Linked DNA regions of Homo sapiens: region 2 is linked to region 1. The links are chromatin loops, found by intact Hi-C in ENCODE. Cell type or tissue: GM12878. All regions are shown on one strand. Each heading gives the region's core, and the rest is flanking DNA. Links, peaks and the distances in the headings are about the cores only. Region 1 overlaps RIC8B (RIC8 guanine nucleotide exchange factor B). Region 2 overlaps RFX4 (regulatory factor X4).

What was found. A loop is a pair of places that touch in the nucleus more often than their neighbours do. Peaks named below come from ENCODE experiments on the same cell type or tissue, not always from the same donor. Only the 100,000 strongest peaks of a DNase experiment are listed, where the experiment ranks them.
Region 2: it touches region 1 in a loop (4-fold over the local background); 16 of 110 quality-filtered maps call a loop at or near these places.

The regions. Positions count from the first base shown.
Region 1 is chr12:106,834,938-106,850,695 of GRCh38, forward strand. RIC8B (RIC8 guanine nucleotide exchange factor B) reads left to right here. Exons shown (of 10, transcript NM_001330145.2): 5 at 7,652-7,880; 6 at 8,915-9,010. Among named protein-coding and RNA genes, the nearest start is that of RIC8B, 68 kb to the left of the region's middle. In GM12878, for the core only: a CTCF peak has its summit at 6,966 (motif pointing left); a DNase peak (open chromatin) is centred at 6,914.
Region 2 is chr12:106,730,164-106,745,921 of GRCh38, forward strand. RFX4 (regulatory factor X4) reads left to right here. Exons shown (of 18, transcript NM_213594.3): 14 at 1,967-2,086; 15 at 2,761-2,922. The region is part of intron 1 of LOC100287944 (a long non-coding RNA gene); the gene reads right to left. Among named protein-coding and RNA genes, the nearest start is that of RIC8B, 37 kb to the right of the region's middle. In GM12878, for the core only: a CTCF peak has its summit at 6,386 (motif pointing right); no DNase peak of the experiment used is centred there.

The DNA.
Region 1 (15,758 bases), core at 3,819-11,818:
TGCGCCAGTGCACTCCAGCCTGGGCGACAGAGCGAGACTCTGTCTCAAAAAAAAAAAAAAAAAAAAAAAAAAGTAGAACTCTTTTCTTCCCACACCCAGTAGATCATCTTATGTACCTCCAGGGTTGTATCTACCTCACTTTGCAGACTACTGGTTTGTACTTACCGTTTCCATGGCTTTACCCTCTATTCATTCTTCAGCCCACTGTAATCAGGCTTCTGCATCTATTCCTCTGCCAGCACAACTCTGGTTTAAGGTCATTAGTAAGTTACCTTATCATAACATACAAGACTTTTTATAATGTCCCCACCCCATTTCATACATACATAAATAGACCTTTCTGGTCTTATTACCTACTAAGACCCCTCCTTTAGAGGCCTTATCATTTGCTTTAGGTTTAGGAACCTGTTTTCAGTTCCCCACAAGTACCATAATCTCTCATTCCTCCAAATTTTTGCTATTCCCTCTTATAGTGGAATATGTCTGCTGTTCAGAAGCTCCTTAATTGTTGACATTTACTATGTGCCAGGCAGAATGCTTTGCATGCCTTTCTTCATTTAATACCCACATCAACCTGGTAAGTTTAAGCTCCTTTATTTTAGAGGTAGGACAAGGCCTAGAAGAGGTTGTATAATTTGCCTAAGGCATACTAGAATTCAAACCCAGTGCTTTACTAATTATGTTATGCTGCCTTCCCTTACGAAAAGGAGTTTATTTTCTTTTTTATACCTGGCACCTAGCACAAGGCATAGCAAATATTATATTTGTTGAATGAATAAAGTGAGGTTTGAGCTAGTCTTAAAGAATGAAAATGTTCTAGGCAGGAGAAAACATGGACAAATACAGAAAAGAGAGTATGTCTACAGCACATTTAGAGAACAATGACCTGGTCACCATGGGTTAAAAGGTATTTCACTGAGGGTAGCATTCAGGGGTCTTTCCATTCAAAGTTTTCTTGAAGCTTCCCCACCTGTTGCTGCTGTAGTCATCTCTTGTTCTTTGTAGCAAAACTCCTTTAAGTGGTAACTATCTGATTCCTCTACTGTTCTTTTGAATCCAGTTCACCGAGGCTTTTAGCCTCACTACTCCACTTAGAATGGCTATTGTTAGGGTCACTAGTGACTTCTGTGTTGCTAAATCCAGTGGACATTTTTCAGTCATCTTACTTGATCTGTCAGCATCATTTGACACAGATCATCACTCCATTCTTAGATACCATGCTGTCTTGGTTTTCCTCTTACCTAACTAATTGTAAATTCTTTGTCTACTCCTCAGCCTCTGAATGATTGATCGAGTGCTCCAGTCTCAGCTTTCATAGTCTTTTAATCCACACTCACTCCTTTACTGATCTAATACAGTCTTCTCTTTAAATACCATCTACATGCTGATGACTTTTCAGTTTATATCCCTCTGTAACCCTGATCTCCCTCCCTGAACTCCAGACTCACCTAGCTAATTTCCTATTAACATCTCCACTTGGATGTCAACTAGACACCCCAAACTTAACATCCAAAATTAAACTCTCTATCATCCCCCTAAAAAGCTTCTTCTCTTGCAGTGTTTCCCATTTTCAGTTTATGGCACCTCCAGCTTTTCACTTGCTAAGGCTAGAACTTTAGATTCTCTCACACTCCACACTAGCCTGTCAGGAAATCCTTCATTATGTATCGAATGAACCACTTCACTGTTAATACCTTGTGCACTCACCTGAATTATTGCAGTAACATTCTAACTATTCTCCCTTACCTTTGATGGCCTACTGACTGTCCTCAATGCAGTAGCCAGAGTGACCTTTTTAACCTAAGTTAAGAGGATCTCATCATGCAAAACCCTGCAATGAATGATTTTCCACTTCCATCAGAATAAGATCTAAAGTTATAATATCCTACAAGACCAATCTGGTCTTCTCTGTTATCTACCTGATGTCATATCCTACTCCTCTTATGTATGGTGGGTCAGCCACACCAACTTCTTTACTGTTCTTCAGACATGCCACTGCTCCTGCCCCAGAGCCTTTGCTTTTACTCTTCTTCCTCTGATGCTCCTTCCTCAGTCACATTACTCTCTCTCTAATCCCTTCAAGTCATTTAAATAACTCATCTCAGTGAAGCCTTCCCTAACCATCCTATTTAAACGTATAACCCGGCCGGGCGCAGTGGCGCACACCTGTAATCCCAGCACTTTGGGAGGCTGAGGCAGGCGGATCACGAGGTCAGGAGTTCGAGACCAGCCTGACCAACATGGTGAAACCCTGTCTCTACTAAAAATACAAAAATTAGCCAGGCATGGTGGCACACATCTGTAATTCCAGCTACTCAGGAGGCTGAGGCAGGAGAATCGCTTGAACCCAGGAGGCGGAGGTTGCAGCGAGCCAAGATGGCGCCATTGTACTCCAGCCTGGGCGACAGAGCAAGACTGTTTCTCAAAAAAAAAAAAGTATAACCCATACATACTAGTTTACCCTCATGGGTTATTCCCCCAGAGCACTTATCACCTTCTAGCATATTATTTAATTAACTTTAAAAAAATTTTATTTACTTTTCTGTCCATGCCAGAGAATAAGTTCTGTGAGGACAGGAATTTTTTCTTTATTTTCTTTGTGATACCTGCCTGAAATAGTGCCTGGCATAAGTAAATAATAAATAATTACTGGATTGAGTTAGATTAAATAAAATTATTTATTTACATCTGAAAATCTTTTGTTTTTTTTTTTTTTTTTTTTGACAGAGAGTCTCACTGTGTTGCCCAGGCTGGAGTGCAGTAGTGCAGTCTTGGCTCACTGCATCCTCTGCCTCCTGGGTGCAACCAGTTCTCCTGCTTCATCCTCCCAAGTAGCTGGGATTACAGGCACGCGCCAGCATGCCTGGCTAATTTTTGTATTTTTAGTGGAGATGGGGTTTTAGCACGTTGGCCAGGCTGATCTCGAACTCCTGACCTCAGGTGATCCACCCACCTCAGCCTCCTGAAGTGCTGAGATTACAGGCGTGAGCACCACACCTGGTCGGGGATCGTTCTTTTCGTTGCCTGAATCATTTCAGATGGTTTTATTGTGGTTTGGTTGATACACAAAAAGCTGTACATAGTTAATGTATACAACTTGATGAGTTTGGAATTCTAAGTAAATACCTGAGAGGTATTACCATAATCAAGGCCATAAACTTTGTCATCAAAACAGTTTTTGTATTGGCATAAAACAGACATATTGACCAAAAGAACAAAAGAAAGAGTCCAGAAATAAACTCATGCATATATAGTTATCTTCAACAAGGGTGCCAAGAATACACAATGGGGAAAAAAATAGTCTCTTCAATAAATGGTTTTGGGAAGACTGGATTTCACTAAAAGAATGAAATTGAATCCTTATCTCACATCATACACAAAAATCAACTCAAAATAGATTAAAGACTTAAATGTAAAACCTAAAACAATAAAACTCTTAGAAGAACACTTAAATTAGCCAGGCATGGTGACACACCTGTAGTCTCAGCTACTCCGGAGGCTCAGGTGGGAGGATCACTTGAACTTGAGAGGTTGAGGCTGTAATGAGCTGTGATCACACTACTGCATTCTAACCTAAGCAACAGAACAATACCCTGTCAAAAAAAAAAAAAAAAGAGGGAGGAGGAGCAGGAGGAGCAGGAGCAGGAGACGTGAGAGAAAAAGCTTACGGACATTGGTCTTGGCAATGATTTCTTGGGTATGACACCAAAAGCACAGGCAACAAAAGCAAATATAGACAAGTAGAATTACATGAAACTAGAAAACTTCTGCACAGCAAAGGAAACAGTCAACAAAATGAAAAGGCAGCTTAAGAAATGGGAGAAAGTATTTTCAATCCATATACCTCAAGAGGTTAATATCTAAAACCTATTAAAAAACTCTTAATAGCCAAAAAAAAAACCTGATTTTAAAATGGGCAAAGAACCTGAATAGACATTTAACCAACGAAGACATGCAAACAGACAACAGGTACATGAAAAGGTACTTAACATCACTAATGCAAATCAAAACCTCAGTATCACCTCATACCTTGTTAGAAGGGTTATTCCAAAAAAAAAAAAAAAACCTCAAAAAACAAAAGATAATCGATGGTAAGGATGTGAAGAAAAGGAAATCTTTTTACACTGTTGGTGGGAATGTAAATTAGTATAGCCATTATGGAAAACAGTGTGGAGTTTTCTCAAAAGATGAAAAATAGAATTATTTGATTCAGCAATCACGCTTCTGGGAGTATATCCAAAGGAAATAAAATCACTGTTTCACAGAGATATCTGCATTTTCATCACATGGTCCTTACAGCACTGTTCACAATAGCCAAGATACTGAAACAACCTAAATGTCTATCAGTCAGATGAATGGATAAAATGTGCGTATATATGTATACACACACAGAGCAGAATCAGTAGAGTATTATTCAGCCTTTAAAAAAAGAAGGAAATCCCATCACTTGGAACAACATGGGTGGATCTGGAGGGCATTATGATAAGTGAAATAAACCAGGCACAGGACAAATACTCCATGATCCCACTTTTATGAGGAGTTTAAAATAGTGAAGCTTGTAGAACTAGATAGTAGAATAGTGGTTATCTGGGGCTGGGGAGAGGAGTAAATGGGGAGGTGTCAGTCAAAAGATACAAAGTTTTAGTTATGCAAGATAAGGTCTGGAGATCTCCTGTGTAGCAGAGCCTATAGTTAGCAATACTGTATTGTATACTTAGAATGTTGCTAAGGGAATAGGTCTTACGTTAAGTGCTCTTACCACAAAAGAAAAAAATACTTTTCAAAGATTTTGAGGGGTTTGGGTGCAGTGGCTCACGCCTGTAATTCCAGCACTTTGGGAAGCCATGGCAGGAAGATTGCTTGAGCCCAGGAGTTTGAGACCAGCTTGGGGAGCATAGTGAGACCTTGTCTCTACTAAAAATTAAAAAATTAGCAAGGGGCATGGTGGCGTGTGCGTGTGGTCCCAGCTACTCAGGAGGCTGAGGTGGGAGGATCATTTGAGCCCGGGAAGTCAAGGCTGCAGTGAGCCATGATCATGCCACTGCACTCTGGCCTGGGCAAGAGACTCTATCTCAAAAACAATTTTTTTTAATGAATAAAGAGGGCAAAAGGAAAATCTTTTGGAGATTTTAAGATTCGTTTACATAGACTTTACAGCCTTGAAAAAAGATATGTAAGCCCCAAATATAAAGAAGATACATTTGACCAGCAAGATTTATTAACAGCTATGGATCTACGTGTGCCATATCATGTTCTTCAGTGTAATTTCATGTTTTTGTCCAGCGATTCACAGAGGACTAGATTTTAGATTGCCTTTCCTCTCCCACAACTGACAAGGCTTTAATCAGGGCATTAAGGAGTTCTAAATAGGTCTTGCTTTTGAATCTGCATATCAGGAGGGGGCTGGGAGCATGAGCGGGAGGATGTCATGTCTCAGTGATTAATGATCTCTAGGAAGCTGAAAAGGGGAGTGTAATATACACAGTATTTCTACCCCCTGGAGTAGGAATGCAAACACTATTGTGCAGATCTGTGCATAGTCACTGACTTCCTGGTAGCTGGAGAATTTCATACACTCTTCTACCACAAATAAAACTGTCAGAGAAGTGACAGAGCTCAAAAAGCTGGCCTTCCTTACTTAAAAAGAATAGCTCAAACACAGTGAGCCAGAAAAATTAATTTTGTAGTTGTTTGGAAACCAAGTTGTTAAATAAGAAATAAGAAAATGGGAACTTTTCTTGAAAAGCCTAAAACCTCCAAATATTTGTTGAATCAAACTCTACATTTGGTTTCTTAAATTTACTGAATTCCTGGAAACTGCTTACTTTAAACGAATTTAAAGGGGAAACATTCCTTTGTAATGAAATGACCCATCTGAAACTTTTCAATCTGGTCTCTGGTAGGTTCAGAGCATCATACGGTCAGTGTATTTAAGAGCCTATTGCCTGATGTTTAGGGAAAAAATCATAACATTTCAGAATGGCTTGTATACAGTTTTTGAAAATAATTCTAAGGTAGAGTTATTTCCCCCCTTTTATTCTCAATGAATCTATGGTATTATTTAGTAACAATTTCTAAGTGCTTAAGATAGAAGCAAAACGTTCTGAACTATAGATAAGATAAACTACAGATATTTGCAAAAAAAAGTTTTAAGAGAAAGTTTTGGGGAAAGCTTATATTTCAGCCACCTTTGATTATTTACCAATAACCAAATATAGAGATTTTGTGCATAACACCAGTAGCAGCAGCAGTATTTGGTTTTAGTGAGGGCAATCAAATAACTTGTATTTTACTAGGAACCATTTATTCATATGACTTGTTAAATTATTTTTTGCTCTTGATTCATTTTTTTGATGCCCTATACATTACCACTTTCTGTTCTGCATTGTCTAACTTTTCAACTGACTTGTTACTGGTTTTTATTTTTCCATAATATAAAAAGAAAGGAAATATTCATTCTTGGGGAAGTGGAGCACAATTCAGGGTAGAGGAAAGAAAAATTTTTGTATTTCTATTTCTTTGTTTTTCTGTTTGTTTTGCTTTATTTTTTAGGGTGTCACTATAATCTAAAGTAGAAGGAGCTACTGGTCTAAATTAAGATAGTATCAGATAGATTAAGCTCTAAATTTGGTTTCCAAGTGGTTGGACTTTTAAATTGCATTTGCAGGAGTTTATTTTTAGTCAGGATGTGGTTATTTTTAGATCTGCTTCTCTGTCACTAGGAAATAAAATGCCTGTCTTTCCATTGTTGATCAGGAAGTTCTAAGGCACAGGCATATAAGAGCCAGTTAGCCCAGAACACCACCACTCCTTTTAGATGAAAGAATATGAAATAACTCATGGAAGAAAATATGTTTGTTGAGAACATATCTAATTTTGAAATTGTTAGTGTCATTTTAATCTTTTGTACACTGAACAACAGAACAAGGTTTTTAGGGAATGCCAAAAATATAAGGTTTGGGTTCCCCCTACTGGTGTGCATCCCAGTCTCGTGTATTCATTAATACACAGCTGAAAGGCCTAGGGGCTAGAGATTAGAAATAGCTATATTAACTTCATTTAGAGACCTGATGATAAGAAAGAGAGAAAAAACTCCATTTCCCTTTTTCTGCATATGTCTTACAAAAATTGGGATGATTTTTAAATTGTATTTTCTACATTTAGAAAGAATAAAACTTAATTCTACCATATTTGGTTTATTGTTGTTGCTACTGATAAGCTGCTTATTTTCAGTGTTTCTCAAATGCTTTATGTTGTAATCTAAGGAATAATAAAACACCAGTGGATCCACAAAAGGATTTAAAATCCCAGGGAAGAAATGCAAAGCTAGCATTGTTGCCATAATAAAATTAAGGAGCTGGCATTAAAGCTCACTAATTCCTATTTTAGCATTTCAGAAAGTGACATGACATCATGTGATTGTGTCTGTCTATTCAACATTTGTTTTTTTTCTAATTTGTACAACATATATTTGAAACAGTTTTTTATTTCCTATCTCATAGTAAGTGTCAAGTGTCCATAATGGCTCATTTTTGGAAAAGAAATATTTTAATTGACTCTTAAAAGTCACTTTTGAACTTCTTATTATGTTTGCATTTTAAAGGACTATTCAATCAAGTTAAAATATTGTATTTTTTTAATTGCTTTTCAGCAATGCAGTCAACCTTTTAAGCAATGTTCCAGTCTCTTGTTTGGATGTTCTCATTTGTCCGTTAACCCATGAAGAAACAGCCCAAGAGGCAACGACTCTAGATGAACTGCCCAGTAATAAAACAGCTGAGAAAGAAACAGTTTTGAAAAACAATACCATGGTATACAATGGTATGAATATGGAGGCCATTCATGTTTTACTGAATTTTATGGAGAAGAGAATAGACAAGGTAAGGCTGATAAAATGGAAGCCCTGGGAAGATGCTTCCAAAGAATGTAAATGTGCCATACATACAGACACACATCACAGAGCATGATTTTTAAATCTAAGCTTTTTTTCTGACTGATGTGCTGCATAATTGTTTTTACTTTGGAAAGCAGTTTATTACAATATATGATAAATTGCTGAAGCCATGTTAATTTATTTGTTTAATGCTGAAAATTATGTTCATGCAACACCAAAATTATGACTAGTGCTTGAAAACAAAGGAAAAAGTAATTACTGTTCCATTTTGTTACTTTGTGAGTCCTAGAAATAAAAAATATCCCCCCAAAAACTTGCTAAATACTCTTCATAATACCTAAAAGACATCTTCCCAAAAAAAAGAAAAAAGAAGACCTTGTCAATTTCCCATTTGTTGTGAGCTGTTTATACATTCTCTGGTCTATCACTCACTTTGTCAGGTATCTGTATTAAAAGGCAGCAAGGTAGCATAGTCCAGTCACCAAAATTTTGCTTCATTCAAGCCCTTTGGCTAAGCCCATGGGAATCCTAGAAAATGTAGGAACATCCAGGAAGGACCAAAAAAGGCAATAGTAAACATGAAGATGATAAAATGGAAATGTTTTTAGGAAAAGAATTTTTAAAATAGTTTGTAAGCTTAGGTAACATAAGATGTCCCCACCTCGTGGATCACGAGGTCAGGAGATCGAGACCATCCTGGCTAACATGGTGAAACCCCATCTCTACTAAAAGTACAAAAAATTAGCCAGGTGTGGTGGTGGGCACCTGTAGTCCCAGCTACTCAGGAGGCTGAGGCAGGAGAATGGCGTGAACCCGGGAGGTGGAGCTTGCAGTGAGCCGAGATTGCGCCGCTGCACTCCAGCCTGGGCAACAGAGGGAGACTCCCTCTCCCAAAAAAAAAAAAAAAAAAAAAGTCCCCACCTCAAAAACAAATTGATATCCTCAGTTACATGAAGGAAAGTAATACTGTTAGAAACAAAACTAACGTATTTCAAAAACATATGGTTTTTTTTTTTATAGGGAAGCAGCTATAGAGAGGGTCTAACTCCAGTTCTCAGCTTATTAACCGAATGTTCCCGAGCCCATCGAAACATCCGAAAATTTCTCAAAGATCAGGTAACTGCTTAATGCATATTACATTGCAAAGTTAGTCTTTTTATGTGCATTTTAAACATAGAATTAATTGAATTTTCTCACAATGATTTTGTTTCAGATAATCAGAAACTCAGTCTTAATCTTTGAAATCTTCTTAATCAAGAAGTGTGTATTTTTTGAGTCATTCATTCAGCAAATGCTACCGAGATCTGCTGTGTGTGCTGTGTTTTGGGCATTGAACAACAGATGAAGTCTTTCCCCTTGGGAAGTTTATTTTGTAGAGAGGGGGACAAAAAGTAAACAAATTTAAAATATAATGGCAGGTGGTGATAAGCATTCTGAAGAAAGGTAAAGCATTTTAAGAGAGAGGAGACACTTTAAGGGAACAAGGGAGGACCTCTCTGAGATGACATTTGAACAGAAAGGTGGAAAAGTAAGAGTATCTCTGAGAATGATTGGAAAGGAATGTCCCTGAGAGAACAAGTTCACAATCCCTGAGACAAGAGGATGCTTTGGTACACTTAAGGAAAAGCAAGAAGGCCTGTGTGACTAGGCCACAATATGCAAGGGGGAGAGTGGTAGATAAAGAGAGGTAACAAGAGCCAGATACAGCAGGCGGTGTAGGACTTTCCATTCTCTTCTAAGTGAGATGAGAAGATATTGGAGTGTTTTAAGAGGGGAAGTGATGTGACCTTATTTATGCTTAAAGATATCCTGGCTACTATTTGTAAGATTGACATAGTGGAGCACAAATGGATGCAAGGAGACAAGTCCAAAAGATAACTGATGTTGCATGTTTGGAGTAGGATGGTAGTGGTTAGAGTTCATACTTGGGGATATGTTTTAAATATTTTAATATGTCTTAAAAGTAGCTCACAGAACTTGCTGATAGATTGGAGTATGGGTTGAAAAAGAAAAAATAAGGGTGATTTTTAAACTTTCAGATTATATCTTAGACTACAAGTGTAAGACTTTGATTGTAACAATACCTGAAACTAGCCTCCTCTAAAATCCCAATTTCAAGCACCTTCTCTTATTTAGTACCCTCAATCCAACATTCTTTCTTCCTCGGAGGATTGTCAGTCTGTCATTTTTTCCCACTGTTCTTCACTCACTTGTGCCTTCTCTCCTTACCCAGGCTAGATTCCACCTGAGGTTCATTACTATAATCACTCCTTTCCATACATCTCTAACTAGCACCTTGTGCGCTCCCTCAGTCGTACTCACCTGGCAAAACCTAACAAACTGGCTAACTCCAGCTTTCTTCCTACTCTGGGTCTCCACCAAGCACTTGAACATGATAAGAGAAAATGACACAACCATTTTGACGAGTCTACTTTAAATTTAAGACCACCAGCCCCAACCGGTTCCTTAGCAAACTCCAAGATGACTATTTCACAGCTTTTCTTCACACCTCCAATGCTTACTGCCCTCTCCTCACTCTCATTTCTTGACTTTGTTTCCTGTTTCATCATGAAATTAAGAAAAAACTTTATCTTTCCACCATTGCATCTGCTATCTGTCTGCATCTATACTGCCATATCCCTTGTATTCCCATCTGTCACAATGGATGAATCATTGCTACTTCTGTGGCCAGCATTTGTCCTGGATCTCTTTCTCTCTCATTAACTTTGCACCTGCATTTATTTCCCCTCTCTCTCTTCTTATATTAATCATTTTAAAAAATGTATTGGATCATTTATCAGCACCCAAACACATCTTTCATCTTAAAAACAAAAACACCTTCCCTTATCCCACTTCTCAAGCTGCCTTTCTATTTCTATGCTCCTCTTTATGCAGTGTCCTCAGAAGAGTTCTCTGTACTCACTCTCTCTATTCTTTTTACTCGTTTTTGACTCCTAAACCCTCTGTAGGCTACATGCCTTCCGCCCCACTGCAAAGGTGTTTATCAGAGTCACCAACTCAACTTTGCCAAAGCTAATAGTTCTCAAGTCTCTTTTTTTAAATTCTCCAATAGAATTTGATGTAAGTATTCCCTCCTCCTTGAAATACTTTCTTCACTTGGTTTCTAGGACACAATAGAGAACCTCTTTGTTGATCTTCCTCGTTTTCCTAACCCTAAATGTTTGAGTGCCCCGAGGCAATACTATCTTGTCTCTATCTCTGCTGCCATGGTGATCTCATTCAAGAGTCATGGTTTTGAAAATCATCCATATATGCTGATGACTCTCAAATTTATATCTCCAGCCCTGACCTGTCACCTAAGCTCTAGACTTATACAGTGAACTGCCGACTCATCTCCTCCTCTTGGATGTATAGTAGGTATCTCAAGTTTAACATACCTCAAACTAATATCTTGATTTTCATCCCTCCAACCTATTTCTTCCCCTTCTTTCCACATTTCAATACGTGGTACCACCATTCACCCAATTGTTCATTTATCACTACATAGAATCTCCCCTAATAAATGAACCAGATTCATTTTTTCCCTCTGTATTTATGGTCAAGATTTAGTAAGCACCTTACTGTATCTAGAAACACTAATAGGTAGTGCTGATAAGGAGAGATTAGAAAATAGAGACCATCTTTGAGGAATTTACAGTCTGTTGAAAGAAGAGAAATACCCAGAAAGCATGAATAATGATTTAGGCAAGATTAATTAATTAATTAAGGTCATTTCCACATTTGATTATTTTAAGACATTCTCCCTTGACTAGGAGGAGTTGGTGAAGCACAGTAAATGAAAATACTTTTTTTCTGCATTTTCGCTTTTTTCCACAAGGGATCCAGGTACACCTAAACTGTTTAGATTTTGCTATCTCTAAACAGAACAGCCAAAAAAAAAAAAAAAACCTATTAGTTAAATACTTCTTAATATGAAGGCCTTGGGCCACATATTGTGTCATTATAAAAGATTATGTGACCCACTGTCTGTCTTCAAGAAACATTACAGTAGAGGTATGGAGATGAAACATGACAGGTAAAAAGATAACTAAAGATACAAGGCATAATACAGAAATCAACTTTCCTTCTGAAGAGGATGCACTGTAGACTGTTATGATCAAGAAAGGCAGAACTTAAAGTACAGATGATTAACTCTGATAATAATGTAAGTGGAACCTTGATTTATTATTATGCCCTGTAGTAAATACCTGGTTAAATCCAACTCATGCCTATCCAAAGGAAATTGGTCTATATTCTGTGTTTGGGAGGTAGAAAAGAAAGCAAGTGGTAGAAATTACTGACCCAGGTTGTATTATTCTGGAGAGGCTTATAGAAGCAATGAGTATTTGGGGGATTTGAAAAAGAAACTGGACAAGATTTGTCAAAGAAAAAATTTGTTGGAGGTAGTATTCTAGGGGGAAATACATAGGCAGTTTGGGAGTGGTATATAACAATAACAACAAAATTTTGTTAAAAATTTGTTTTAAGGAACCAAAAATGTAGCTAACAAAATTTTTACATGATAACCTTTGTTCATAGATTCTGTACTCGAGGTACTATAGACATATACTACATGAAATCATTTGTTACATGTTTCATTCTTCTAGAAATGGGAGACGTACTAAGTATGGTTCAATAATGGTTCACAGTAGTAAGGATTTGTTGTGCAATTACTTTGTGCCTAGCATTTTGTTCTACCCAGCCAGAGACTGAAATATGGATTCCATAAACACTTTAGATAGGTTACTCAATTTTGTGAGATTTAGTTTCCATTTTTGTTTATAGCTGTGTCTCCCCTGCCTCTGATATCTCCTGATACATGGTGGATACTTGACATAGAAAGAGAGAGAGAGAAGAAAGTCATTTGAGTGGATCAAGTAAAATTATATATACATAAAGGATCTGGGATATAATAGGTGCACAGTAAGTTCTTATTTGACTTCGTGTCTGCCCTCATTTCTTAGCACAGTGCCTAGCTTATATAATAGAAGGCACTTAATAAAAGCTTCTTGAATTAATTCATTTTTCCTTCAACCAGCAAATATTCATTAAACACCTGTAATATGCTAGACACTGGGAAGAAAGCAGTAAACAAAACAAAGAAATCTCTGCCCCAGTGGAACTTGGTCTTGTGGAAGGAGGCAGACAAGTAAACAGATAATTATATACTACGTCCGGTGGTGACAAGTGCTATGAGAGAGGTTCTGGCAGAGTAAGGAGGTGGAGGTGTTGCAAAAAGAGAGGGCTAAAGGTTAGTGATATGGAGTGGTCAGGGAATGTCTCCTGTAAGTGACATTTTGGCAAACATCTGAAGAAAGTAAGGAGAGAGCCATGCAAGTTTCTAGAAAAAGAGTTTCTGGGCAGAAGGAGAAGCAAATTCAAAAGACCTGAGGCAGGAAAGTACTTGGCATGTTTAAGAAGGTCCATGGAGGTCTGTGTGTCTGTAACAGCATAGGCAGGGAGAATAGTAGAAATGAAGTCAGAGAAGTAGCAGGAAGCCAGATTATGTGGAATCCTGTACGGAAGTTGTAAGGACCTTGCCTTTTACTGTGAGATGAGAAGCCATGGGAACTGGAGAACTTTGAGGAGTGACATGATCTGACTTTCAAAGGATCATCCTAGCCACTATGTAGAAAATGAATTAGAGAGTGACCAGCATGGAAGCAGAGACCACTTACAAGGCTTTGGTATTAGTCCAGAGAAATATTGGTACCTTGGACTTGGTAATACTGGAGGAGGTGGGGAGAAGTGGTTGGATTGTGGGTATATTTCAGAGGTGGAGCTGACATAATATGCTGATGGATAGATATTAAAGAGAGGAGTCAAGGATATTTCCAAGGTTTTTGTACCAAGCAATTGGGAGAATGGACCTACCATTTAATGAGATGGAAAACTGATGAGGAACAGGTTTGGTGGGAACTTCAAGAGTCCTGCTTAGGACCCGCTAAATTTAAGAGGTCTATAAAAGCCTGGAGGTCAGAAACACGGAGTAGAATAGTGGTTACCAGGGGCTGTGGAGAAGATGGGGAGTTATTATTCAATAGATATAAAATTTCAATAATGTAAAATTATTAAGTTCAAGAGATCTGCTGTACAACATTGTACCTATAGAATGATGGTTACCAGAGGCTGGGAAGGATAATGGGGGAGTGGCGGGAGAATGAGGAGTGGGGATGGCTAATGGGTACAAAAATGTACTTCAATAGAATGAATAAGATGTAGTATTTGATAGCACAACAGGGTGATGTCAACAATAATTTGTTGTACAGTTTAAAAACAGCTAAAAGAGTGTAATTGGATTGTTTGTAACAGAAAGCATAAATGGTGGATACCCCATTTACCCTGATGTGATTATTATGTATGGTATACCTGTATCAAAATATCTCATATACCCCATAAATATATAACCTACTATGTACCCACAACAATTAAAAAAATTTTTTTCTTTTTAAATAGTTTATTTATTTATTTATTTATTTATTTATTTATTTATCTATTTTTTGTAGAGACAGGGTCTCGCTATGTTGCCCAGGCTGGTCTCGAGCTCCTGGTTTCAAGCGATCCTCCTGCCTTGGTCTTCCAAAGCGCTGGGATTACAGGTGTGAGCTACCATGCCCGGCCAAAAATTAAAAATTAAAAAAAAAAACTACAAAAAAAAATACTGTATGGTACACATACAAATTTAAGAAGGTTAGAAAAAAGAAACAAGGAATCAGTTATGGGTCCCACCAAGACTTAACTGAATCAGAATCTGCATTTTAACAAGATCCCCAGGTGTTTGGAATGCACATTCCAGTCTAAAATCACTAGCCTGAAAAGCCCTAGTTAACAGGATGACTTCAGGACACTTTAATATGCTCTGTAATCAGTCTGTAAGTGTAAGTAAGGTGGTGGCAGTGTATTTAATATTGTGTTAGATTGAATATCCTCTATATAGATCTATCATAGATATAATTATCTTAAAAAAATGAAAGTGAGTCCATTTTAATATATTTTCTGCCCTTATTTAAATCTATTAGTTTCTATAGCTCTTTGTAAAATCCTATAATTTCTGTGATTAAAGAAAGAAGTTTGGAGGTCAGGGAAGAAATCAACAATGGAGATATAATTTAGGGCAGGGGTCCCCAACCCCAGGGCCTGATCCATGGCCTTTAGGAACTGGGCTGCACAGCAGGAGGGGAGCAGCAGGCGAGCATTACTGCCTGAGCGCCGCCTACTGTCGTATCAGCTGGTGCATTAGATTCTCATAGGAGCACAAACACTATTGCGAACTGCACATGCAAGGGATCTAGGTTGTGTGCTCCTTATGAGAATCTAATGCCTGATGATCTGAGGTGGAACAGTTTCATCTTGAAACCACCCACCAAGCCCCAGTCTGTGGCAAAATTATCTTCCATGAAACTGGCCAAGTCCCTGGTGCCAAAAGGTTGGGGACTGCTGATTTAGGGAGTCATCAGGATGCAGAGACTATAAAAAGCCATAAAACTGGATTAGATCACAAATTGAGTAAAAATAATGAAGTTGCCTACAAACTCAACCCTTGAATATTCCAACATTAACAAAACAGGAATAGAAAAGACAATTGGCAAAAGAGGCTGAGACAAAGCAACCAATGAGATAGGAGGAGGACCAGGAGAAAGGTATGTGGGTGGATGAATGGGTGAGTGAGTGAGCAAACTAACAGACAAACTAAGAAAGTTTCATAAGCCCTCTGGGGATCAGTCTATTTGCCATTACTTTTAAAAGCAAAAACCACAATTACTTTTGCACCAACCTAATACAAAACAGGGATGAGAGTGATGTTACTATCTCCTTTGCGGGATTACTGTGAGGATTATAAATAATGTATATATATCATCTATTA
Region 2 (15,758 bases), core at 2,791-10,790, 110 kb before region 1:
CTCTAGCCTTTCTAGACCAAAAGAATTAACTGATCTGAGATGAAGGGTGTGGGTGTATACAGAAGCCAGGTGCAGTTAAGGAGAAAATACATAAATTTCACCAAGGAGTGCTCCACAAGCCCCCAACTAGCCTCCACTACCTTATGTCTGAGACTTGGAGAGACCTAGCTCCCAGCTCAAGTGGCCCCTGTAGGGGCCAAGTCACTTATGCCATCTGGGCCTTATTTTCTCATCTGTGCTATGAACATATTGAACTAAATGACTTATAGGGGAATGGGAACAGATTACGGAGCCAGACCAAACTGAGGCAAATCCCTACTTGATTACTAATGAAGAGACTCATTTCCTCATCGGTAAGGGAGGATAATACCATCTACCTCACAGTTTGTTGTAAGGAAGAAACATATGTTCAGTGCTTAGCAGAGTTTTTGGTACAGAGTAAACACTCAATAAACAGTAGATGTGATGATGATAATAATGGTGATGGTAATGATCCATGATGAAGACAGAATGACAAAAAAAATAATGCCAGAGAGTCCCGTAAAGTCTCTAAAAGGCTGGGCGTGGTGGCTCATGCCTGTAATCCCAGCACCTTGGGAGGCCGAGGTAGGTGGATCACCTGAGGTCAGGAGTTTTAGACCAACCTGGCCAACATGGCGAAACCCATCTCTACTAAAAATACAAAACTTAGCCAGGCATGGTGGCACGCACCTATCATCCCAGCTACTGGGGAGGCTGAGGCAGGAAAATTGCTTGAACTCGGGAGGCAGAGGCTGCAGTGAGTCAAGACAGCGCCAATGCACTCCAGCCTGGGCAAGGTAGTGAGACTCCGTCTCAAAAAAAAAAGTCTCTAAAAAAGCAAACTAGAAGGAAATGGGAAAAAAGCAAACAGTATACTGGTCAGCTTGGAGAGAGGTGAGAAGTTTTGGACATTTTAAAGGGACTGCAGGATATCTACATGGAGATGTCCTATTGGGACCTGGAAACATGGGATGGGAGATAAAGGCTTGGCCCCTCTCTCTGACCCTGGGTCCATGAGGCCTTGATTACAGTAGACATTAACTGAGCCCCTACCGAAGGTGCACCATTCCACTGTGCATGGTAGCAGCATGACATGCAAAAAAAAGCTGGTTTTGAAATAATGTATTATCTATTAATCGTGTCATCTTGCATAAGTGCTTGGCCTGCAAAATAAGAATAAAAATACCCACCTTGCCACATGGTTGTAGTTATTAAATTAGAGAAGATAAGACTTTGAGCACAGAGACTGGCATATAGGAAAGTCTTTAAAAATGACTGTTCACATTCCCTTTTACAAAATAATCTACTCTAAATTGAAAAATGAAGACTGCCACTTGAAAAGACCAACTATTTTTAATGAATTACCTTTTCTAAGAACCATGTGCTAAATGAGGTCTTGAAAACATTTAGGGAAATAAGTAAATAACTTGTTGCAGATTTAAATTTTCAAATTGGCTCCTAGAATTATGTCAGGTACATTAGTAGATAGCAATACAAGGCAAAGTCCCTGCCATGGACATACTTAAAGTCCAATTGGGGGAATAATATGCTGGTGGAAGAGATAAAAATGAGAGACACTATGTTAATAAATGCCGAAGAGAGTGAGCGGTGCTCACATGAGGATGAGGCCAGTGGGTAAGCAAGAGCTCAGAGATGGCTCGGTGGGTGCCATTTTTGATGGTGTCATACTGATATAACTTCAGCAAGGAAAAGATTCACTTGCCACAAAGTGTTAATGACACTTACCTTATGCCAAGCACTAGGCTAAGGTGAGGATACAGCCAAGAACTGCAACCTATGACCATGAGGAGATCATAATTGAGTGGAAAATTAGACTCTTGAGCAGAGCATTTAGAACACTGTGTAACTTGTGCAGTTGACCAGACAGAGGGGGCATACACGAGACAGCACGACTTACTTTCTGTTTGATCCTTTTTTTCACCAGGGTCTTTTCACCTAATTCACTTAATGTTTGATGACTACGTGCTCTACCTGTTAGAATCTCTGCACTGTCAGGAGCGGGCCAATGAGCTCATGCGAGCCATGAAGGGAGAAGGAAGCACTGGTAAGCCAGCATTTTCCTGGGAATTGCACCACTTGGTAATGTTATTTGTATCCTTACTTCTGTGCTTTATGTTTCTTTAACTCTGTATCTCAAAGAATTTAGTTATGGTGAACAGGTTAAGTGGTATCAAACCAATCATGTCTTTTTCCTCTTTAAAGTGGGCATGTGGGCTGGGTCTGGTGGCTCACACCTGCAATCCCAGCACTTTGGGAGGCCAAGGCGGGCAGCTCACTTCAGACCAGAGTTCAAGACCAGCCTAGTCAATATGGCAAAACCCCATCTCTACTAAAAATACAAAAAATTAGCTGGGTGTGGTGGTGCACAACTGTAGTCCCAGCTGCTCAGGAGGCTGAGGCACGAGAATCACTTGAACCCGGGAGGCAGAGGTTGCAGTGAGCCGAGTGTGCGCCACTGCACTCCAGCCTGGGTGACAGAGCAAGACTCCATCTCAAAATAAGTAAATAAATAAATAAATAAATAAACAAATTAAATAAAGTGGGCATATTTATATACAGAAATTGCCTTGAGTGTCATGATGGTGATGGGAAACCATCGAAGAGTTTGACAAGAGAGTGACATCACACAGATTAGAATAATATTTCACTTTTTAAAGTCTTTTAGAGACACTTGCCTTTACATTTGGTTTTAAAAACTTACCCTATCTCTATCCACAGCAGAAGTCCGAGAAGAGATCATCTTGACAGAGGCTGCCGCACCAACCCCTTCACCAGTGCCATCGTTTTCTCCAGCAAAATCTGCCACATCTGTGGAAGTGCCACCTCCCTCTTCCCCTGTTAGCAATCCTTCCCCTGAGTACACTGGCCTCAGCACTACAGGTAATGGAAAGTCCTTCAAAAACTTTGGGTAGTTAATGTTTGAAGAAAGGGCTTTCTGCCAGCCTGGGCAACATAGTGAGACTTCATTTCCACACACACAAAAAGCCAGACATCTTGGCTCACACCTGTAGTCCCAGCTACTTGGGAGGCTGAGGTGGGAGAATTGCTTGAGCCCAGGAGCTACGATCGCACCACTGCATTCTAGCCTTAGTGATACAGTGAGACCTTGTCTCAAAAAAAGAAAAACAGGGCTTTCTGGAAAAACATTCTTCTCCCACAATCTCCAAAAGATAATGCCAAAACCTGGGTATCTTCCTGGATTTGTGAATGACGTACAGGTATTCATTTATTCATTGGTACACATTCTGTATGCTGCTGTTTTCAAGTTGGCAAATTAAGCATATGATAAAATCCCAAAACTAAGCCACTGAATTGATTATAATGCTATATAACATAAATACACAAACATTTTGAAAACAAGAAAGGGAACTCTCTGAATCAAAAACTGAGCTGCTTTCTTTTTCTCTGGAAAGGGAGGCAGACAGGAAACTTTACACTAAGCTATGGCAACCATAAGGAGGCAAGGGCTGTGATGTGAGTGGGTCTTCAGCTAAGCTAGAGCTGCCGGGCACATAGCATGAGGCTGATGCTACCGTGAGACTGTGTGGAGGCCCACACAGTCCAAGATATGCACAGGAGTCTCATAAGATTAATTTACAACCAAGAATTACCCAAGCTTGGATACACACCCAAAAGAAGGCAGAGATCCAAACAGATGTTTGTACATCAGTGTTCCTAACAGCATTTCTCACAATAGCCAAAAGGCAGAAACCACTGAAGCGTCTTATCGATGGATGATGGATAAAGAAAATGTGGTATATACATAAATGGAATACTATTGAACCTTGGAAAGCAATGAAATTCTGACTCATGCTACAACTCTGATGAACCTTGAAGATAGTATGCTTAATGAAAGAAGCCAGACACAGAAGGACAAATATATGATTCCATTTATATGAGGTACCTAGAATAGTCAAAGTCACAGACACAGTGAATGGAATGGTGAATGTCAGGGGCTGGAGGGAAGGGAAATGAGGAGTTAGTGTTTAATAGGTACAGAGGTTCAGTATAGGATGATGAAAAAGCTCTGGAGATGGATGGCGGTGATGGTTGCACAACATGGTGAATGTACTTAATGCCATTGAACTGTACACTTGAAAATGGTTTATACTGGGCGTGGTGGCTCATGCCTGTAATCCCAGCACTTTGGGAGGCCGAGGTGGGTGGATCACTTGAGGTCAGGAGTTTGAGACCAGCCTGGCCAACATGGTGAAACCCCATCTCTACTAAAAATACAAAAATTAGCCGGGCATGGTAGCACATGCCTGTAATCCCAGCTACTAAGGAGGCTGAGGCAGGAGACTCGCTTGAACCCAGGAGGTGGAGGTTGCAGTGAGCCAAGATCGCTCCACTGCACTCCAGCCTGGGCATCAGAGCAAGACTCCATCTCAAAAAAAAAAAAAGTTAATATGGATATATATTACCACAATTAAAAGTCACCCAAGCATCCGTGGAAGCCCAATTCCATGAAGGAGGAACAACAAACTTAAGAACAGAGAGAGTCTATATCCAAAGGAATGAAGTTAATAGGACAACCTGAAAAGTATTGTTAAGATGAGAACTAAAAAGAAATCAGCCAGGCATGGTGACTCACCCTGTAATCCCAACACTTTGGGAGGCCAAGGTGGAAGGATGTTTTGAAGCCAAGAGTTCGAGACCACTCTGGCCAATATATTGAGACCCCCATCTCTACACAAGCTTTTTAAAAAAGTTAGCTGGGCATGGTGGTGTGCACCTGTGGTGGAGGCTGAGATGGGAGGATCATTTGATCGTAGGAGTTCGAGGCTGCAGTGAGCTATGATCAGACCACTGCACTCCAGCCTGGGTGATAGCCTGTTTAAAAAAAAAAAAAAAAGAAGAAGAAGAAAGAAAGGAAAGAAAGAAGAAAAAGAAATCATACCCATGAGAGTCAAGATCTTCAAAAGGAAATATATAATTGTTGAAATAATAATTTCAATAGATAGGTTGAATATTAGAAAATTAGATTCAACTGAAAGAGATCAGTAAACCGAAAGACTGAGCTGAGGAGTTCTCTGATAATGTGGCAAAAAGAAATAGTAAGTATAAAAGTGATGTTAAGAAAAAGGACTGATAAACTCAGAAATTCTAATATTCATTTAATAAGTGTTCCAGAGAAAGAATAGAGAGAAAGTGAAGATGTAATAGCTGAGAGTTTTATAAAATGGAATAAAGACAAGGCTTTTTAGACCAAAAGCTCTCATTGAACATGTGCTGAATAAATGGAAAAAAAAATTACCTCTAAGCCCAATGAAGAAAATCAAAGATAAAAGAAATCTTACTAGTTTCCCCAAAGAAAATGTATATAACTTCCAAAGAAGAGAGAACCAGACTGATAGCAGACTTCTCATTTGCAACATTAGATTCAATACCTGAAACCATACTTTTGAAGTGTAAAGAAAAAAACTGCATTGAAAGCTTTGGATCTAGAATCCTATATATGTTTATTCATGTATATATGTACACACATGTATTTTTTTTTCCCCCGTGAGGACATTTTATGTGCCAAGTCCTGTGCTGGGTGCTATGGGAAATAAATAGATTAATATGCCAAGGCCTTGCTACCAAGAGGGAACACAAGGATAAAGAAAAGTACAGAGACAAGTGTTATGGAAGGAAGAATGTGGTATATGCAATAAGTGAGATATAAACTAATGCTATGAGGTTCCCAAGGAAGGAGAGATTCTATGTGGCTGGAAGTATCAGGGAAGACCTCACAAAGATTCCAGGCTTTATGGAGTGGAGGGCTTGGTCAGGCTATGATAATTAATTCATTACCTTTCCATCCAAACCTGCTCTACTACCCTCCTGTTACCCAGGCAACAAATACGGGAGTCAGCTTCAAATCTTTCCTCTCCCTCAACTCCTGTATTAGTTAGGGTAGGCTAAGCTGGTGTGACAAATAGATCCAAACACGGGTGGAGTTAACACAACAGAAATCTATTTCATGCTTGAAGACAGTACTGCTAGGGTATTCAGTCATAAAGGAGGCTCTCTGTAATGCAGTCATTTGGAAACACGTGCTCCTTCAATATTAAGCTCCCACATAGCCCAGGGCAGTATTTCCCAAACTGATCCACAGACCAGCAGTATCAGTATCTCTTGGAAACTTATTAGAAATGCTCTTATCTGGTCCTGCTGCAGACCCAATGAATCAGAAACTCTAGGAGCAGAGCCCAGGAATCTTGTTCAGCAAACTTCCAGGTGATTTTGATGCTCACTAGGTTAAGGACCACTGCCTGAGGGCTTTGTTAAGTCTGCAACCAGCTGGCAGAAATGGAAAAAGGGCACGGAGGATGAAAACCGACTCTCTTAAAAGCCCTGGCCTGAAGGTGGCACACGTCACTTCCACTTATATTCCATCAGCGAGGACTTAATCACATGGCCTCATGTAACAGCAAGACAGGCTGGGAAATGTAGAATAGCATGTACCCAGGCAGGGAAAGGGGAACAGCTTTGGGGGCAACAGCGGGCATTCTCCATCACACTTCCCAAGTCCAGTTGTTCTAATACTAATCTAGACTGATCTGTTCCTTCCCATCCCACTTGTGCCTCTGGTTCAGGCCACCCCCACCTCTCATGGACATCCACAGTGACTCTCAAGCTGGTACCCTGCCTCCAGACTCTACTCTGTCCTCTCACACTACTCACTAAGTCTCGTTTTCATGAAGCCTGTGCCTCCTCAAAGTGCTGGGGCAAAGAACCCACTGCCTCACTCTAAAAGCCTTAAAGAGCTCTCTTTCTCCTAATCACTTCTCACACTGTTCCTTCTTCTTGGGCTAGCCTCCTTCTACCCTCTGCCTGATAAAATCCTACTCACCTCCTTTGATGTTTCCCTCACCCTCCAAGTTAGAATCTTCCTCCAGACCCTCACAGCATGGACTTAATTATATCCTAATTCTATTTAGGACTGTTTCCAGAATAGACTCGGAACTAAAGTTTTTTTTTTTTTTTTTTTTTTTTTTTTTTTTTTTTTTTTGAGGACCAAATAAATAGGGTCAGATTGCTCCATTCAGGAGCATTTACTCATTTACTCACCTATCTATCCATTTCTCCAAAATATATTTCTCAGGTGGCTTCTATGTGCTAAACACTTTCGGATAGGTGGTGATATAATAGCAAACAATAGAAGTGTGGTCCCTGCCCCCTGGGAGTTTATGTTTAGAGGTTAAGGTTCTTGATGAGCAAACTGACAGTAACAATATAGTGTGAGGAGTGCTAGGTTGGAAGAAGGGTCAGAGTATCATGGGAGCATGAAGGAGAGGGGAGAAAAGGTATTCCAAGTAGAGGCAAGAGAGAGCATGTTATTTTTAGGAAACTTAAAAGTATATATCCCAGAGACTTTTGATTAATTCCTTCCCCAAAGTTTCCTCTCTCTATGGAACTACACCTACTTAGAGAAGGATTGAGCGGATGCTTAAGAAACTGGAAGGACTTGCTATCTTGTGTACTAGTCAATAAACTCAGTGGCCCTCTGTCAGGGACAGCTAAGGAAATTGGATTCTTCAAAGTATTGAAAAGCTGGGTTGTTGATAAATGGCATTAGATCAAGCTTTGATTTCACTTTGGGTACACAGCTAGAGAGCCCTCTTCTGTGGAAATTTAGATTTGAGATCGCCGTATTTGTTTATATAGATGCGCCTCAAACTGTATTTTGTTTTCTGCTTTGAGGAGGAAGAATGTGATCAGGCTCCCACCTCCCTCCCATTTTCTTTCCATAGTGGGTTGTTGTAGTTCCTGCTTAGAAGGCTCAGAAAAAGTACGTGTAGTGAAAAGAATGACTTTGTTCACTGAACATTAAAAGGGAAGAGAATTTAAGTACCATTCGCAGCTCTTCATGCAGCTCTCAGGAGTTCTTCAAAGATTGGGATTATTGGGCAACCATCCTGAGTCTCCTTTCTCCCTAAAGAAAGAGCCATTTACCCAAATAATCCTGCCCAAATATCCCTGTCATCACCAGGGAGACACACACGAGTCTGCTAGTGATAATATCCTAACTTCTGAAATAAACAGGGAAATTATACAAATAAAACAGTTCTGCATTATGAAGCAGAAACCATTTGGATGAAATGTTTCTCAAAGTGTAGCAACATTTCAAATAAGGAGACAGACTCAAAGGGAATAAGGGATGGGAGGGAAGAGTGTGAAAGAAAGATGTCTAGGATCTTCTCATAGTTCTCATCCAGCTAGTGAGTGTGCCTGGCTTTCTTTGAAGCAATGTGGAGGCCTCAAGTTATGGCAGGTGTGATAGACAAGGCCACAGGAATATCATAAATGGCTTCAGATATTTCTGTGCAATGTGTTCAAGAGCCATAAACGTAGCTTCTTAGAAATACAAATGTGAAACAGGTTCTCTTCAGATGATTTTAAGCTTTGAAGATTTTGGCACATTCCAGCTTTGTTCTCAGATATCTCCATGGGGCATTAAAAATGTCATCCTATATAAGACTATGTATGATATTTTTCTCAAGTACCACTTTTGAAATACTCCATTGCTAAATTAGACTGGATCTGGGCATGTAATGTGGGTCATGGTCTTGGAGAAAAGAAACCCAATTTCCTAACAACATGTATGATTATATAGGCATATTATATTATAAAGCACAAACTATTTACCCATGCTAGAAACCTAAATATTAGGAAATCTATTACGGTAGGCTTCTTAAATTTTCATTGAACAATAGTGTAAATTGTAAAACAATTATGTAAATCTTATAAAATGTATTTGCCATGTTTCTTTTTTTAAAAAAGTCAACTCAGCACATGGTTTTCATGCCCAGTTAATTTTTATTTCTATTTTAAAATTATCGCTTGACTTATATATCCCATCTACTTTCCAAAAAGTTTTGAAGTAGTTTATAATAAAAACAGAAAAATCAATTTCGTAAAAAGGACCAAAACCAGAAAGAAAGAAAGAAAGAAAGAAAGAAAAGGTGAGGAAAATTAAATGAAACAATGGTTAGCTTTAAAAATTTATTAAAATCTTATTAATATGTGAAATTTTATGTGACCCAGTTATTTTTTTGGGTTTCCAGCATATCGTTGATCAGACAATGTAAATATTACCAGGTTTGACTTGTTGAGAATCAAGGCCAGTCAAGTACCTGGGACTCTTTAACAAATAAATGTCCCACTTTGGATGGACACTTCTCCATTTTTCAGCTGTGAAAAAGGAACAGTATTATGTGTGCTCGGTGGCACAAAGCTAAAATTAATTCATTGCACATAACCTTTTGGCATCCTTCGATACAAGGACTAGGGAATACAAGGTAGTACAGATAATGAGTTATGACTCACTAGGAAAACAGTCACTCTGCTTATCTGTAGCTACGTCTAGTTCCATGTCCACATTTCTAAATATATTTTATTGACTGTACTTATTAATTGTTTTTTTAAATGGGGAAAGAAAGGGAAATGAAATAAATTTCAGGTACCTAAAATTAAACCTGATATATGGCCAATTTTGGTTGGGTTTACGGCAATGTCATGATAAGAGGCTGGTTAAAGGATTCCATTCCAACAGATTTCCACAAGGTAAGATCTAGCCTGTCTGTCCATTTTCTCCCCAAATTTGTAGGCTTGCTACGCTCCCTCATGACCTGGCAAAGTTGGCAAAGTTTAGAAACCTTAACTTTCTTTAAGGAAAACTGGCTCCTTTCCTCCTTGGGAGCATGGCAGGCAGTGCCAAACTGATCAGTCTATTTAACATGACATTGGGCTGCAATTCTTTAATGGCATCTAAAGCAAAACGTTAAGCTCCTACTCTGTCCCATCGGGCCACCGAAGGGTTCTAAAACCTCGTTTATGATGTCATTTTAAGTATTCCCTCCTTCAGCAATGACAATAAAAGTTAACTATTAAACTCATGTTTTCAACTTCCCACCATGGGTTCCCTGCAACACAAAACCAGCAAATTAAATCATTGAGATACTAGGATACTTAATGAAATAAAAGCGAATTCCTCATAAATGGCCCTAACTGTAGAACATCTGGCCTGCCCAGCTGCATTTTCTCTACATCAGTTGAGGATGTAACAAAGATAACCGACCCTTAGTCTTTCCAAATAACAAAAGCCTAGTTATTCTGAGGGCAGCTAAACCGAGTGGGATAGGATGGACACTTCAGCCCTGCCACAGAGTCTGCGATGACTCATTTACAGGACCTCAGAGTTGTCAGTGCTAGTGAATTCCTCCTTCTTTCGTCCCTGCTACTTCCTTTTCTTTAAAGGAATGGAATCACGAAAAATAAGCTGGGATTGAAAATAGATTGTTTAATTGACTCTTTTTTTTTGGATCACAAAATCAAATCTTAGCTTGCTGCTGGGACTTTAGGCTCCCTCATTCATTCATTTGTTCATTCATTCAACAAATATATATTTCGTGTCTAATTTGTACCAAATCCTGGGAGTACAGAAGTGAAAAAGAGTAATAGTCACTTCCCGCATGGTACTTACATTCTAGTGGTAAGAGTCAATACAGAAGTAAACTGCCAGGTAAAGGTGTAATTTCAAATGGTCAAAGTGCTATGTGTGAAAATAATAGTGTGCTATGAAAAAGTATAAAGTGGGGACGCATCTTAGTTGGTGGTCAGAGATGCCTCCCTGACAAGGTGACATTTATCTGAGACCTGAAGTTTTACAAGGAGCCAGCTACATAGAGGTTGCGGAGGGAAAAAGAACTTTCTATGCGACGGGGAAAAGCATGTGCACAGGCCTCAGGCAGCAAAGAGCTTGGCATAGTGGGAACTGACAAATGTGTATAATAAATAAGGAAGAGAGTGGCAGGAGAGGAAGTTGCAGAGATAGGCAGAGGCTAGATTATGCAGCAACATAAGAAGGAACTGATTCATTTGCTGCCCCGGTCAGTTCTGTCAATCAGATTTTGACCATGGAACTATTGGTAAAGTGTAACTCAAACAGATGAGGTTTCTAGCTTCAATAGGAGGTCTCTTTAGACACAGCTGTCTTAAGGATAGATAATAGCCAATGACGGAGGTTGCAGTGAGCCAAGATCACGCCACTGGCACTCCAGCCTGCATGACAGAGTGAGACTCTGTCTCAAAAAACAAAAAAAAAGATGATAGCCAATGACATACCTAGAGATACAGGTAAATATCAATATATAGTCTTCTTTCCCTGTCTCAATCATGAAGATTACAGGAAATGCTTGTTTAGTAGCAAATCCTGTCAAGCAACATCGTCCAAATAGAACTTTCTGTGATGAGATGGAAATTTTTTCTATCTTAGCTATCCAAAACAGTAGCCATTAGCCACCTGTGGCTATTAAGCACTTCAAATGTGGCTAGTGGAATTAAGAAACTGAATTTTAAATTGTATTTAGTTTTAATTCATTTAAATTTCAATAGCCACGAGTGGCTATAGGATAGGGCAGAGCAGCTCTAGAATCTTGACACACTTAAAGGAGCTTACAAACAAAAGGCGTAGGTTAGGTTAAAACTTGAGCAATATCTGTGATGGTTCACAGAATCCTCCTAAGGAAAAGGTTAAAGCAGTGGTCTCCAACCTTTATGGCACCAGGGACCGGTTTTGTGGAAGACAATTTTTCTATAGACTGGGGAAGAGGTGGGGGGGATGGTTTCAGGATAAAACTGTTCCACCTCAGATCATCAGGCATAGACTCTCATAAGGAGTGTGCAACCTAGATCCCTTGCATGTGCAGTTCATAGGGTTCACACTCCTATGACAATCGAATGCTGCTTCTGATCTGATAGGAGGCAGAGCTCAGGCAGTAATGCTTGCTTGCCCACCACTCACCTCTTGTGCGGCCCAGTTCCTAACAGGCCACGGTCCGGTACTGGCCCTGGGGTTGGGGACCCCTGGGTTAAAGGATTCAGTCCAAGATCTGAAAAAAAAGGGTACAGCCAGGTAGCTTGGGAAGCACTCTAAATTTTCAGAAGTCTGTAGCAGAATCTCAAAGCTTCAGGTTTTTGTTGTTGTTGTTGTTGTTATTGTTGTTGTTTTTGAAACAGGGTCTCACTCTGTTGCCTAGCCTGGAGTGTAGTGGCGTGAGCACAGCTCACTGCAGCCTCCACCTCCTGAGCTCAAGTGATCCTCCCGCCTCAGCTTCCCAAGTAGCTGGGACTACAAGCACACACCACCACACCCAGCTTTTGTATTTTCTGTAGAAATGGGGTTTTACCATGTTGCCTAGGCTGGTCTCAAACTCCTGGGCTCAAGAAATCAGCCCACCTCAGCCTCCCAAAGTGCTGGGATTATAGGCATGCGACACTGCGCCTCGCCAGCTTCTGATTTTTAATGGCCCTTAACATACAGAATGTGTGACAGGAGGCAGTATGTTATAGAGCTTTGTTACTCAAAGTGTGGTTCACAGACCAACCACATTGTCATCATTTAGAAGTTTGATATAAGGGCCTCACTCCCAATCTACTGAATCAGAATCTGCATTTTTAACAAGATCTCCAGTGATTCAAATACACATTCAACTGTAAGAAACATTGCTATGGAAAGGGTTTGGGGTTGGGCAGACCTGCATTGAAATCCCAACTCTGCCACTTACCTGAGCAAGTCATTTAACCTCTTGGGCCTCAATTTTCTCACCTGAAAAAGGAGGTAATACTACTTACCTCAAAAGGTTGTTGTCAAGACTGAATGGGTCAATGTATAAAAGGAAATGAGCATGAGATATGGTTTATGTTGGATGATCATTAATTCATTTATTTGACAAATCATTACTGATTGTCTATTATATTCCGAGCACCCTTCCTGTCCTGTGCTTAAAACCCCTTCCAAAACAAAGCAACCTTGGGGAAGAAGAGTGTTTTGTTGGGGATGGGAGGGGAAGAAAATGTTCCCCTGTAGCAGTTTCAATACTGTAAGGTGACCAACAACTGCTCCTCTTGGGATCTTTATAGGATTCTCAACTATCAGGGGCTTCCACCGCTATCCTCAGACCTTTAAATAAATAGAAATGTGAGGAGGGGAGGGGGGAATAAGAGAAAAATATGGGAATTGAACAAATAGGGAAGATTTGCTATTGTTTTACCGACAAAAAGCATTAGAATTGTCTTAAAAACTAAGCACAAACTGTAAGCTGCGCAGATTTTCTTTTATTAGCTTCCTTAGAAAAGCAGCAGCAGCAATTCTCACTGGAGGTCTCACTGGTAGGAAAGGGAATTCAAGGGGTGTTCTTTTCTGCTCCCCAGGCAAAAAGGGTTTCTCACCCAAGCCAGTAGGTGTTAATCTGCTTAAGCCTGCCTGAGTGGATGTGTTAGATTGCTGGCACATGTCCATTTAGGGGTTTTGTTCCCCAGACCACAGGAGCCCATTTTTCCAAGAGTTCCACTAGCTTTTTGTTTGATAACGTCTATTTCTAGCAGCATTTACTCCTTCAACAACAAATTCAATGGAACGAAAATTTACTGAACACCTACTATTTGGCACACCCTCTGTTGGGGATACAGAGATGAATAAGGAACAGTTGCTGTGCTCCGGGGCTCACACAAAAGTAACTGCTGTTGCATTCTCTCAGGTGATGGCTATTATCATGACTTCTTCCCACTGCTTGGAAAAAAACATGCTTTGGTTTCCTTGGCTGCCCCGTTTCAATATCCATTGACCTCGCTGTGCTCGCCTGAGGTCCCAGAGGCTTCAAGGGTTAATTACTTGCTTGCTGTGGCTGGTTCATTGTTCTCCCAAACTTCTCACCCTTTCTGCTTCCATTTCCAACTCTAAACTTTGTTTAATGTATTAATGTTTTTCTTTTTACGGAGGCAATACACATTCTTTACAGAAAAATACAGATAAGTAAAATAAGGGAAAACACTGTAAAACTCTCCTCAATCCCACCACTCAATGATAACCCATTTTAATAAACATGACATTTTAAAAAACTGTAACAGTAATATAATTTCACATGAAGTTCAAAACATAGAGGAGGGCAATTATGCATAATCCAGTCATCTGAGTTGTGATCATTTTGGGGATCTTCCCTTCCCATTTTCTTGTACTTATAAATCAAGCCTAACATGTAGCCTGCTAAAGTCATTATCTTTTGGGGGAAGAATATGGAATAGATGTGCAAAGCAGGAAGGGGTACTTTCAGCTGTGCTGGTGAGTAAGGACACTAGTAATTTTATAGAAAAACATGTTTAGAAATTTGCCGTAATTGGCTAAATTACTGTTGCTATTCAAATGTTTCATCCCTGGTAATAGAATCTCACCCAAGAAACTTGCCTTTCTTCCCTGGGGTCTGAAATGAGAAATACAGAAATATCTATTTTAAGAAGTTCTCATGTAAGAATACCTGAATTCATAATGAAGAGTGTTTGCATACCATTAAAAGCCTACCACGTGCCAAACTCTCTGACATATATTACAACAGTCCTGCAAGATAGATATTATTACTCCTGTTTTAAAGATGATGAAACAGAAGCTCATAAAGTTTAACAGGCTTGCCCAAGATCTTATAGCTAGTACCTGGCAGAACCAGAACCCAGAGCAAAGAGACACAACGGTAGAGAGTAGAAAGTGTGTGGCACAAAGTGTGTGGGTTCACAGCCCGACTGAACCACCCACTCACTCTGGGACCTTGCGCAAGTTATTTAACATTCTAAGTTTCCTTGAACTGGACTTTTGTGTGATGCCATTAGCCTGCAGTTAGTGTTGACAAAAGGAACCGTCCTTAGAATCAAGATGAAGTCCATTGTAAGGGTGTTGAGGACATTGTTGAACAGTTCATAGTTAAAGATATTGCTGTTTGCTCTGAATTTGGAGGACAGTAAACTCCTGAGCGATCGTCAGTCTTAGTGCTCCTAACTATTCAGGCTTCCAGGAGCACTGGCTCCTGGAAAACTCATATCTAAGTTTAAAGTTCACATATAGGAAGAATTTGGGCGGCATGTTTCACCTCATTCTGAATTGCATTTTTTGCCTCCAATTCTGCTTTTCTTTCTTCTTTCATTCCCACTTCCATTTTATTGTCTCGAATCTTTTATATTGCTATACACTCCCTTAAATTCTTTTGGATTTAACCATCAGTTTCCTCATCTATAAATGGGGGATAACGTTCTTTTAAGGGTGTGTGACAAGCACTCAGCACAGTGCATGGTCTGTAAGAGATGCTCAATAATGGTGTCTCCTTTCATACTCTTAGAATAAATCTTTGTCACCTCATTACAACAAAGGACATTATTTGCATTCTAAAAGATTCTTCAATTTATGAAAGGGCTCACCAAAGGGTTCTTTTAACAATAAGCCAATGTATTTAAAATAGGACACCATTTCCACATTTCTTCAAGGGTATTCCTTACCGAGTCTCTGTCACATAACTGGCACAGCGCTGATCCACCAACTCTGCTTCCTCCCACTACTCCATATCAATGCAGCTCCTCTCATATGCTATTTGCAAAGTCCCTGGGATGGAATGGACTAATTTTTAAAATGAAAACCTTTCCTTTATCTTTCCAGAGGAATTTTTAGATAGAAATGGTCTGCTGCAGAAAATACAGAATGGGAGATCAAATTTTCTCTTTTACTTCACCTTAAAAATGTCCTCCCTTAAATTCTTTCATGTTTTCCATGTACCTAAAGGGGGATGTTGAATCCCATTACCTCTGCCTTCTAAAACAAGTTTAATTATTTCCACCATACTAACATATTTTAAAATTTATCAGAAATTAAGTTGTCTGATGAGTTTAGTATTGCTATTAATGATTTATCA